Linked DNA regions of Homo sapiens: region 1 is linked to region 2. The links are chromatin contacts, found by Hi-C in ENCODE. All regions are on one chromosome and are shown on one strand. The core of a region is the stretch at or near the end of the contact, and the rest is flanking DNA. Distances in the headings are between cores, read along the strand shown.

Evidence for each region. Hi-C counts contacts between places; a loop is a spot of excess contacts on that map. Pooled maps may share reads with other maps.
Region 1: a loop to region 2 is called in a map with no recorded cell type, with 8 times the contacts of the local background. The contact joins the promoter of DYRK1A here to the enhancer-like site in region 2. A Hi-C loop is called at or near these places in 5 of 37 single-sample maps with no recorded cell type and 3 of 50 pooled maps.

The regions. Positions count from the first base shown.
Region 1 is chr21:37,365,246-37,368,275 of GRCh38, forward strand. It overlaps DYRK1A (dual specificity tyrosine phosphorylation regulated kinase 1A), which reads left to right and starts at 1,528. Exons shown (of 12, transcript NM_001347721.2): 1 at 1,528-2,383. RefSeq lists enhancers at 64-989, 521-600, 1,914-2,838 and silencers at 741-920, 951-1,260, 1,841-1,990, 2,181-2,260, 2,501-2,640 and 1 more.
Region 2 is chr21:36,512,039-36,514,852 of GRCh38, forward strand. It overlaps a transcript of CLDN14 not described here. Among named protein-coding and RNA genes, the nearest start is that of CLDN14, 33 kb to the left of the region's middle. Within about 2 kb of position 1,541, at least 2 of the 41 ENCODE cell types and tissues checked have a DNase peak (open chromatin) inside an H3K27ac peak, as active enhancers do.

The sequences.
Region 1 (3,030 bases), core at 278-2,777, 850 kb after region 2:
ATTTTTGCTGGAAATCATTTAAAGCAGGTGTATTTGAGTCATGTAGCATAGACAGCGGCATTTACTGCGAGTTTTTTACATCTAATATTGTTTATAAGATTTTATCTGTTGTCACATTTGTGAAATTTATGAAAAAAATTGGTTACGAACACTATCACAAGGTGGCAAAATCAAGCTTAGAAATCAATTAGTGACTCTGCTGTAAAATAGTATATATATACACACACACTCTTTTTAGGTATACATTTATTAAATGCCATTAGAGTTGGTACAAAATACAATTTTTAGCTGGTGGCTCTCTACCGATTACAACGCAGCCAGCACAGCATACTTGGGTTTTCAAGCCTCGGGAGCTCACCCAGCAATACATAGCTAGGGAGAAGGGGTAGGGAGAATAAAAATCAGCGAAAGCCAGGATATTAATAAAGAGTTTTGATGGTTAAGGACAAGCAGGCGAATTAAGACTCTGGAAACCGAGAAGGTGTATAGAAAAGAAAACCAGAGAGCTGGACGACAAGGACACAGTAACAGCACAAGGGGATTCATCTAAAGGGCATTCCGATGGAGCAGGCAGGCTGCGCCCCGAAAGGTGGGGAGAGGTTGGAAGCAGATGGGCAGGCACAGGCGAGCGTGCACTGCCTGAAAAAGTTTTCATGATGGCTCCAGCCTAATTTCCCAACGCTGGTCTCGGGCGCCACAAAACCTGGGCGGCCCGACCGGAGCCAGGTGCCAGCCTCAGGGCCGCCGGGCCCGGCGCAGCGTCCGGAATTCCTGCGATGTCTGGGGCGCGGCGGTGGCTCCTCCCCGCCCCCACCACGGCCTCCGCCGGCATTTTCCGGCTAGGAGGCCCGCCAGCCCTTCGAAGAACCGGCTCCACGCGCGGACGGTCGCGGCCGCCGCGCTTCCCGGGGAGAGAGGCGAGCGCGGCGCCCGGACCGCGGTGAGAGCCCTCCAGGCCCGGGCGCGCGGGGTGGGCTTCCCGGGTCCCCGCCCGAAGGCCGCGGCGCCCCTCCTCCTCCCCCTCCCCCGCCCGGGGCAGCCCGCCCCTCCCCCCGGCGCGGGCGGGGCTGCGGGCGCCGACGCGGAAGCGCGGGGCGCTAGGGCTGCGGGGGCGGCGGCGCGGGAGGCCGCGCGCGCTCCCCGGGCCGCAGTCGGCGCGGGCGCGGGGCGGGGCGGGGCGGCCGGGAGGCGGCGGGCGATCGCGCACAGGCCTGGCCGCCGCCTCGCCCCCCCTTCCCCAGCCCCTACCCTCCCTCGGCCTAGCCGTCCCCCTCCTCTCCCCTCCCCCGGGCGAATCACGCGCCCTCCTCTGACACTCGTAGCGGACCCGAGCTCCGAATTTATCCTTCACGTGACCTGAGGGGGTTGGGTGGTTGGCTGGGGACAGAGGGGGAGACGGAAAGGAGGGAACGGAATCTGCCGTTACCTGAGCAACAGGCCCCGCCCGCCGGCTCGGGGCTGGGGGGCGGGAGGAGGACGTCAGCACGTCAGCCGGGGTTTTGCGTTTTGATTGACAGTTGCTATAGCGACCGGGTCGGTCCGTCGCCATTTTGTTGGTTGGTTTTTTTTTAAACCCTTTCGCTTCCCGCCCGAATAATAATAAAAAGCCCCATTGGAGTGAGGCGGGGGTGGCGGCGGCAACCGCGGCGGGGGTATCCGGGGAGACTGCTGCTGTCGCTGCTGCTGATCGCGGCCCAGGTCGGCCTCAGAGAGCGGACACCCCGAGCGGGGGGTGCGGGCGCCGCCGCCGCCGCTTCTGCTGCTGCTGTTCCTGCTGCTGCTGTTGGTGCCGCTGCCGCCGCCGGCGAGCAGGCGGGACCGGTGTGAGTGCGAGTGTGTGTGCGAGGGAGCGTGTGCGAGGGCGATTGTGCGCGCGAGTGTGCGGGTGTGTGCGAGTGTCTGTCTGTCTGTGCGGGGACTCGGGGGCGGGCGGTTCGGGCTCTCCTGGCGGAGGAGCCGCCGCCGCCGCCCGGGCCCCGGCGCTTCTCGCTGCGCAGGTTCGGAGCGCGCGCCATTTTGTGAGATTTACAAAATCCTCCTCGGGAAGAAGCCGCCGGCAGCAGCCGCCGCTCGGCGCCCGGCCTCGCCGACGCCGCCCTCTGCGCCGGGCCGGCCGTGCGGCCCCGCCGCCTGGAATCGGGGCCCGGGGACTGCGGTATTTGCCGGGGAGGGGGCTGTCGCCTCCCCGGCCCCGGGCGCCGCTGGAACCGCGAGCCGAGGAGAGACTGAGCAGGCTGCGGCGCGGCCAGGAGCCGGAGCGCCGGGGGCGGAGAGAGGCTGCCGGGGCGGCGCTGGCTGCGGAGGCCGCGGCGGGAGCGCGGCGCGGGAGCCCGAGGCTGAGACTCACCGGAGGAAGCGGCGCGAGCGCCCCGCCATCGTCCCGGTGAGTGTCCGGCCCGGCCGCGGCCCCGCCCGGCCTGGCGCTCGGCTCCCCCGGCGGCCCGCAGCCGGGCCGGAGCCGAGGCCGGCCGGGCGGAGGGAGGGACCTGCCATTTTAGGAGGAGGCGCCGCGGGCCCAGGGCCGGCCGCCGGGGGAGGGAGCCTCAGGCCGGGTCCCGGAGGAGCGGCGGGCGCGAGCGGAGGGAAAGTTGCGGAGGGTGGGAGCGGGGGCCGCGGCCTCCCGGGAGCCGGGGCCTGGGGGGCCGTAGACAGCGCCAGACCTTCACTGGCCGCCCGAGCGAAGGGGTGGAGGTTGTCTTCCTCCTCCTCCTCCTCCTCTTCCTCCTCATCCTCTTCCCCCAGCTCCTCCCTCGTCCCTCCTCTCGGTCCCCACCAGTGTGGGAACCGCCGGGGTGATTCGCAAGGACAATGCACGGGTTAAGAAAATGGGGCCGGCTGCCGGGTGGGCGAGGACGGCGGGGCCGGGCCGGGCCGGGCGCCGGCGAAGGTCGGGAGCCGCTGCCTCGGCGGCCCTGGGGGTCCGCGCTGGAGCGAGGGGCACTCACTGGCCTCCGAAGTTGGGCGGGGAGCGCGAGTGTCCCCGGCGGCTCGGGGTGGAGGGATGACCTGCCCGGCAGCCGGGGGAGTTGG
Region 2 (2,814 bases), core at 291-2,790:
CCAGGAAGTGCTGACTGTTAATGACTCTGCCCTGATGCTCCTATGTGAGCAGAACAAAGAGATAATGTCTAAGTTTGCAGGTAGCTGAGCGCTCTAAATTGATGACTAGCTCAGGGAGAGGGAGGTGCTGTGCCATCCTAAGCCTAGAAGACATCGCCAAAGGAACAGTGGGAGATTAACAACTCTCCCATGTTAGGAGGTTGACTTGCCAAACTGATGGAAGAGTGACAAACTGATAGACTGTGGTGCTGTGTCCCTTCTACGAGCTGAGGGAGGGCTTCACCTGAGGCAGTCAGAAGTGCTAAGAGAAGATTTATGTGGTAAGGGAGAGGGAATCTTTCCAACAATAGCTATTAATTGACTTTCATTTTGTAGAAGAATATTGTATTAAGTGTTTGGAGATAGGAAAAGTATGGCATGCTCTCAGGATGTTTATAATTTACTTGGGGAGATAAGGCACATGATTGAAAAGCTAGTAAAATACAAGACAATAGAATATCCACTCTCCGGAATAATATTCAGCCATTAACATGGATGAATTGGATCCGTATGTACTCAGACTTGTGCAGGAAAAGGTCAGTAGCAGAACAAGACACCATCTATGTAAAAATTAAAGCAAAGCACACAGATGTGTGTGGACATATATGTGTATGCATGTGAACATATCTGTGTATGCCTGTGAACATATGTGTGTATGCACACGGCTGAAGGGGGACTGGAGGAAAGCACGTGGAAAAAGAGCCAGAGGTTCCTCCTGGGGAGGGAAGTGAGACTGGGGAGGACAGAGAAGGGCACCTTTCATATTTTTACCACACATACTTTTGTATTGAATACATTATTTAGAACAAGAAAGTCTTTCTATATTTCTTATGTAAAAAAGGAAAAGAATGAAAAACATAGCAACAAAGCAAGTACATGATTGATGCCAAGGGGTAACCCTAAAGGTAAAAATGGTGGCGTAGTCTGCCCATCACCTCACAAACTCTGCTGCCGCTCCTCTTCCTCCTTGTTTACAGAATCCCATTTTTGCTCAGGAATCTACCTGCCTGTGTCTCACGAGATATCTGGAAAAACATAAAATCATGGTGGTCCCATCCCATCCCATCCCTCTGCAGTGATTTGTGGCACTTGGTCATGTGATGCCATCAGGGCCAATGAGATTGGAGGAACTGTCCAGGGGGCTGCTGAGTAAAGCTTCTTTGCTCTTAAAAAGAAGAACAAAGAAGCCAAAGGACCACTTTTTCCTTCAACAGGATAGCACCGTTTCTGGATGTGATGACTGGCAATGCGGCAGCCATTTGAGCCTTAGGGAGCTATCCTGGGGACCAAGCCAAACTCTGAGGATGTTGGTAGAAAGATGGAAAAGCCTGAATCCTTGAAGATATTGTTGAGCCACTGAATCAACCTACCCTGGAGCTGTCCTAGCTCAGGACTTCAGCTCCAGTGACAGAACACATTTTTCTTTTTGTTAAAGCCAGCTGAGGTGGGGATATCTATTACCTTCCAACTCACATGCCAGTCACAGGAAGCCCTGTTTGTGAGGCTTCAAGCCCCTTGGGTGCATTTGAGGGGAAGTTTGAGTCCTCAGGGACATGCCCTCTGGGGACAAGAATGAGAAGGGGTCATAAGCCCTCTGTGGCTGGGGAGGCAGAGAAGTCATCCTGAGCTAGGGTCACTCTTTGCCCTGGCACCTCAGTGGGTGAGAGGAACTGCCAGGGTGAGGTAGGGAGATATATTTAATACAAGCAGCCCCTCAGTCTGGCCCCTGGGATAATTGATACGAGTTCTTTCTTTCTTTCTTTTTTAAAATTGAAACAGGGTCTAACTTTTTCGCTCAGGCTGGGGTGCAGTGGCACGACCTCCGCTCGCTGCAGCCTTGACCTCCCGGGCTCAAGCAATCGTCCCATCTCAGCCTCCCCAAGTACCTGGGACCACAGGTTCACACCACCATGCCTAGCTTATTTTTATTTATTTATTATTTATTGATTTATATTTTTTTGTAGAGACAGGGTTTCTCACGTTGCCCAGGCTGGTCTCAAACTCCTGGGCTCAAGTGATCCTCCTGCCTCAGCCTCCCAAAGTGCTGTGATTACAGGTATGAGCCACTGCACCCAGTCTACAAGTTCTTAACAGAATCAGAAGGTGTAGCTGGGAGACAAAAGACCCATCACAGCTTCGTGATATTTGGAGGGAAGTTTTCTTCCTTCAGAGCAGAAAGGATCACTGCTGTCATGGGGGAAGAATATTAGCAGCCTCATGGGAGCTGGAGTGAGGCTGGAGTTGGGACAGTGGCCAGCCTTACAGAGCCATGGGTAGGTTGCAAGGGCTAGGCAAGCAGAGCCCCATGGCCGTGCTGTGGTGGGGAAGAGGCAGGCAGGGGGAAAGCCCACTGCAGGTATTTCCACAGTGCGCCAGAAGCAATGATGGTTTCAATTGGTTGGTAGATGAGTCTCCCTGAATTAAACTCCACTCATCCCAAACTGGTATTGATTTAAAATATCTTAAACTGGGATAATCTCTTGCAGTATGTTGGAGCTGTGCACCCGAAGAGAGAAGGGGAAATAAAGTCTTATCGTGAGAGAAAGTGTGTGTGTGTGTGTGTGTGTGTGTGTGTGTGTGTGTGTAGAGAGACAGGAGGGAGAGAAGAGGAGGACATGGGAAGAGAGGAGAGGAGAAGGGGGAGAAGGGGAGAATGAGTCCTCATTTAACCTGGTCCTGAGGAGGGGGTGGCTGGTTTCTGCACTGAGATATAGGTGTTTCCTTCTCTTGCCTTGCCTCCAGCTTGAAATCAACCACTTCCCTCATTTCCTTGGA